Regions from separate parts of the Homo sapiens genome. Here region 1 is linked to region 2. Evidence: chromatin contacts called from ENCODE Hi-C or POLR2A ChIA-PET data. All regions are on one chromosome and are shown on one strand. The core of a region is the stretch at or near the end of the contact, and the rest is flanking DNA. Distances in the headings are between cores, read along the strand shown. Region 1 holds the start of TANK (TRAF family member associated NFKB activator). Region 2 has its middle 4.5 kb from the start of TRG-GCC2-2.

What was found. A loop is a pair of places that touch in the nucleus more often than their neighbours do. ChIA-PET counts read pairs that join two places held with the same protein, here RNA polymerase II (POLR2A). Pooled maps may share reads with other maps.
Region 1: a loop to region 2 is called in a map of naive thymus-derived CD4-positive, alpha-beta T cell, with 5 times the contacts of the local background. The contact joins the promoter of TANK here to the enhancer-like site in region 2. A Hi-C loop is called at or near these places in 1 of 168 maps with a recorded cell type or tissue (naive thymus-derived CD4-positive, alpha-beta T cell) and 6 of 50 pooled maps. POLR2A ChIA-PET finds 5 or more read pairs at or near these places in 1 of 52 experiments (T-cell).

What each region holds. Positions count from the first base shown.
Region 1 is chr2:161,158,978-161,161,677 of GRCh38, forward strand. It overlaps TANK (TRAF family member associated NFKB activator), which reads left to right and starts at 1,451. Exons shown (of 8, transcript NM_001199135.3): 1 at 1,451-1,509. TANK-AS1 (TANK antisense RNA 1) reads right to left here and starts at 1,313. Exons shown (of 3, transcript NR_187173.1): 1 at 1,155-1,313; 2 at 188-259. RefSeq lists an enhancer at 1,161-1,924.
Region 2 is chr2:156,404,353-156,407,052 of GRCh38, forward strand. It overlaps a transcript of GPD2 not described here. Among named protein-coding and RNA genes, the nearest start is that of TRG-GCC2-2, 4.5 kb to the left of the region's middle. Within about 2 kb of position 1,344, at least 4 of the 41 ENCODE cell types and tissues checked have a DNase peak (open chromatin) inside an H3K27ac peak, as active enhancers do.

The DNA.
Region 1 (2,700 bases), core at 201-2,700, 4.8 Mb after region 2:
ATTAAAACAACAATAAAATATGACACACATCTATTAGAATGGCCAAAATCCAGAACACTTACAACACCAAATGCTGGCAAGGATTTGGAGCAACAGGAACTCTTATTCATTCCTGGTGGGAATGCAAAATGGTAGCCACTTTGGAAGACAATTTGGCAATTGCTTACAAAACTAAACATTCTCTTACCTTATGATCCAGCAATCATACTACTTGGTATTTATCCAAAGGAGATGAAAACTTATGTCCGCACAAAAAAACCTGCACACAGATATTTATAACAGCTTTTTTTCATCACACTGGGGTGAGGGATGTTGATAATGGGGAAGGGCTATGCTTGTGTCGGGGCAGAAAGTATATGGAAAATCTCTGGACATTCCTTTCCATTTTGCTGTGAATCTAAAACTGCCCTCAAAAAAAGTTTAAATAATTTTTTTAAAGCAGTACTGTATTGTGATGTTTAACTCAATTACTTATTACAAGAAAACTATTCAACTGGTCAAAACGTTATATATAAGAAGTTTCTGTTTGTTAAAAACATTGTTTCAAATATATTTAGGCTTTGACTTTTAAAAGTATACAGCAACATTCAAGATAACTAGACAGAATGCACTGCAACTTGGCAGGTTTTTAAATCCTTGGACTTACTGGCCTAAGGAAAGATGTGTAAACATCCATGATTCAGAAATACAGGGAGAAATTGGGGCAGCCAGACCTCATCCTCTTGCCCTAAAGGGAAAAGATATCTTTCTTGCGGTATCTAAGATATGAATCTTAGATAATATTCATGCATGGCTAGGAATTGGAATAATGGGAAAGTCTTAATTCATGGGAAATTTTCTAATAAAGTTCCACCTCCATTTCCAGCCATTCCTCTTTAACAAATACATTTAGTGAAAAATACTACCAGTTGGGGAGAAACCAAATGGGTATGTGTATATGTAGTGTTTCTCAGAGTGTGGACTTTAACCACGTTTAATTACATAAATTTACGAGGATCTGTTGAAAATGCAGGTTCCTGGGCTTCACTCCAGTTGCTCTGAAATGAAAGCTGTAGGAGTCGGTTGGTGAAACTACATTTTGTTTCTCAGGTGATTCTTGTGTACTCTAACTCATATATAGGGTGATGTTATTTATTTACTGGTTATTTATTTACCGGTTATTTATCGTTTGGCAAAAAAATCCAGCAAAGACTCACAAGTGACCTTTACACTTGACATAGGATTCTCTTCCGCTGCTGACGCTTTTTTTTTCTAAGAGGCGGGGACTTGGCTGGGCAGGGCTGGGGGAGGGCGCTAGGCGGGGCGGGCAGGGGCGGGGCAGAAGAGCCCTGGGCTGGGTGGGGCAGGGCGGAAGGGCCCTGGCCTTGTTGGGTGGAGGTGAAGAGTTAATGGCTCCGCGCGCAGGCACTGCCCTCTGAACTGGAACAAAATGCAACTTCCGGTTGGAGTCACTCGGCCAGGCGCCGGCGACCTGAGGGGAGAGGGAACGCAGCTGAAAGCGTGAACTGTGTGAGTAAGAAACTTTGTGAATTGGTGTGTCCGAATCCGTCAAGCACGACGTCGGAGAATTTGTATGCGTGAGCGAGAGGGACGCGCTGACAGTAGGGGCGCCGCAGGGAGAGAAGCCGAGGAGCAGCGGAGACAACCAATTTGCAGTTTGGGGAGGGATTTTGTGCGGGAGAAACCACGCGAGTCCTTCCCCCGGAGCGGACTCCTTGTGGGTTGGTTTCCGGGCCCGCGATGTCAGCATAGCATCGTCGGCCTCTGCCCCAACGGCTTCAAGGGAGGGACTCGTCCCGGCTGCTTTGCCCGGGAAATGGGGGTGGAAGGGCCTGCGGTGTCGAGGTGAGCAGTGGACCCTCCAGGAACATTCCCGACTTCCCTTCGGGAGAGAGACTGCCTCCTAGAATCAAGTAGTATCGTGGTTACTCTTTCGAAAACTTAATTGGTTCTTTCTGTTGTTTTCCCAAGGTGGTTGCACAATTCCCCTCTGCCTTCCTGTGGGGTGTCATCATAGCCTGGTCAATGAGAAGTTGGGTAACTTCCCAGAGGGTCACGGAGGGAGTGGGTGGCCAAGGCAGGAAGAACAGAAGCCAACCCCGCCCACAGTGGGAACCCAGGCGTTAGGTAGAGTCCTCACGCCGGTGTAAACTGACTAGCAACGAGTTACAGGCAAAAAAGCTGTGCTTTTCTAGAAGTAGAAAGGGGGAGGATAATCAAAGAAGAGCTGTGCCTTTATTGTTATGCTATAACGAGCAAAAGTAAAGCAGCCTTGCTATGTAAAGTGGTGTTTATCTCACCTCACAGGAGATGCTTTTGACAAGTTATAATAAGGGAGAGATGGTAGTAAAGGAAGTGAAGAAGCGACGTGAAATTGAAGGAAAAGAAAATGACCTGCCTTCTTACCGCGGTTGGAATACACACCCAAACGAGAGGTAGCAGAGAAGCAAGCAGTGCATTCTGTTAAAAATTATTGTGTCCTCATTTGAGAGAGGAGGGATCCTCAAATAATACAACTATGTGCAAAGCAGGAAGTGAAATCCTTCTCAGTCCTCTCCCCAGTTGTAATCCAAGCCTTCCACATCTTTCCTGTATGTGCATAACCATGTTATTTTGCTTTCTTATGAAAATGAGATTATGCATACTGTTCGATAATCTGTTTCAGATTAAATATATATATATGGTGAAAGTCTTGCCATA
Region 2 (2,700 bases), core at 94-2,593:
CTCCAGCCTTTGCAACAGAGCAAGACCATGTCTCTAAAAAACATACAACAACAACAAAATTAGCCTTTAAACTTAGTTTGAGCAGTATTTTGCTAGAATCTTAACACAAATTGAGAAACAGTTTTACCCCAAACATGGTAAACTTAGATAACTCATTACCCAGGATGTGATATAGACTAATAATATTAAAGTTTAAGAAAAGTTTAGGCCAAGTGTGGTGCCTCACCCCTATAATCCCAGCACTTTGGGAGGCCGAGGTGAGTGGATCACCTGGGGTCAGAAGTTCAAGACCAGCCTGGCCAATGTGTGAAACCCCGTCTCTATTAAAAATACCAAAAAAAAAAAAAAAAAAAAAAAAGCTGGGCATGGTGGTGCGGCTGTAATCCCACTATTCAGGAGGCTGAGGCAGGAGAATCCCTTGAACCCAGGAGGCAGAGATTGCGATGAGCCAAGATTGTGCCATTGCACTCCAGCCTAGGGAACAGAGTGAGACTCCGTCTCCAAAAAAAAAAAAAAGAAACATTTACATTTAGAGAAATTCGTCGATGATGATAACACTACAAGGAGACAACAAAAACCATGAGAAAATTTTTAGGACACATTCCCAGCTTGTTGGAATAAGGTAAACTCTGTTGCAAAGAAGGTTCGGAGCATTTGAAGGAATATTCAGGCAACAGTGTGACAGAGAAGTAGAAAGAGGAGAAACTAAAAATAGAGAAATCCATTCAAGAGGTAGTTAGAATAGGAGTAGAGAGGTGACGAGGTCCTGAACCAAGGCCACAGCTCTAGCATGAGGTGCATGGCAAGACAGAAGGAGGAAGAAAAATTACTCTAGGAATCTACCTTACGTGCTTGATAGACTTGGGGTGTAGTGTAGAAAAGTAAGGAAGAGAAAATACTGGAAGGAAAGGGGTGGTGTAAAGCGCTCATTTTTGGAAATTCTGACTTTGAAGTAAGTAGGAAGAGGTGCCTGCTAGGTGGTTAGATCAACCCCAGGAGAAATCAAGGCTACAGAAGTGGATTTGGAAGTCAATCACCTGATGGGTGAAATGCAAAAATGTGGAAATGGAGAATATCACACAGAGAAAAGAGTGCTGAGGACGCAGCCTTAGGGAATGACAAGAATTGAGGAGCCAAAGTTGGAGAAACAGGACAGTGGCATCTGTGGAGGCAGGCAGAGCCCCACTTCTTTTGCTAATTCTGAATAATAAAACATGACAAACACATATGTCACAGTGTTTCATAGATATACTGTGTAGTAATCCTGTTTCACATCGGGAATGCTGTAGTAGGCAGTGATTTCATTATCCACGTGATCAAGCTTGAAGAGATCAGAGGATGACCAACAGTGCCTTCTGGGTGGTGCACACTAACACTTCCCCTGGTCTGCTCTGTTCCCATGCTCAGATAAGAAGCTCCCATTGAAGCTGGTAGAGAGAAGGAAAGCACTTGAGCACTGTGAAGTGTTACACAATCTTCTCTTTTAGGCAAGCCTGGCCATTGTGACACCCAGTGCGACAGGCAGGGGTTGTAAGTTGCATCATAGCACCTTGGAGCACTTGCTCAAGGTACCAAGTTCCTAGCTGGTGTTAGCTCATCATAGAAAAGTGGCCAGGCTTATATCATCTGAAGAAAGTAAACAGTTCAGAAACAGAAATAGTTCATATAATACAAAGTCACCAAAGCAATGCCTTTTTTTTTTTTTTCACCTGTGAGTGATCGTATTGATTTAATACACACAGCTTATTTCTGTCCCAGGTTACAAACTAGCCCTAGGGAAACGGTGGAGCCAGTCATTTGGATTGCCCTTTACTGGCTGGGAATTAAATCATTACTTATTCCATTTTAGAATCACAAGTAGTACCCTAAGGCCTACTTTCCTAAGGATTAAAATCAAGGCATGGAAGTGAAGAATCCAGGTGTAATTCTCAGATGCATGCAGATGTTGAGAATGCAGCAATTTTTCCTGGAAAGCTGTCACTGCAAAATCATCCTGCTCACGATATGCTCATTCCTAGTTCTCAAGCATATCCAATTAGTCAACAAGCCTGATTTCTCCTTTTAAAATGGCACTGACTCTTATTCTCCCTCCTCATGCCAATCTCTCCTACACAGTGCAGACAATTATCAGCTCACTCCCTGGGCTACCCAGGAAACCTCAGATTTCCTCTGCCATCCTGCATGCTGCTACCAATTGCATTTTTTCCTTTCCCTCCCCTACTTCTCTCTCTCCCTCCTTTTCTTTCTTCCTTCCTTAATTTTGGAAAATTCAGTCATTTCTTTATTCCAAAATTGAATTAATTTTAAATCCATACAGAGTCCTCATGGTGGAGGAAATGTGAGTGGGAATTCTTTACCTTTCTCTTGACTCTCATCTCTGGGTGAAGCATTTATTCAACTACTTCAGAGCTGTGCCGCTTGGCAGAAATAGCTTTCACTTCCCTTCCTAAAGCTCTTTCTTCTTCTTCTTCCCAAGTTATTTGGGTCTTTTAAAATATATGTTTTTTTCATAAGAAACCCACATGTATGGTGCAAAATTCAAAAGGTATGAGAGAGTATTCATTGAAAAGTATGCCTAGCCTGGCACAGTGGCTCAGCCTGTAATCCCAGCACTTTGGGAGGCCAAGACGGGCAGATCACCTGAGGTCACGAGTTTGAGACCAGCCTTGCTAACATGGTGAAACCCCGTCTCTACTAAAA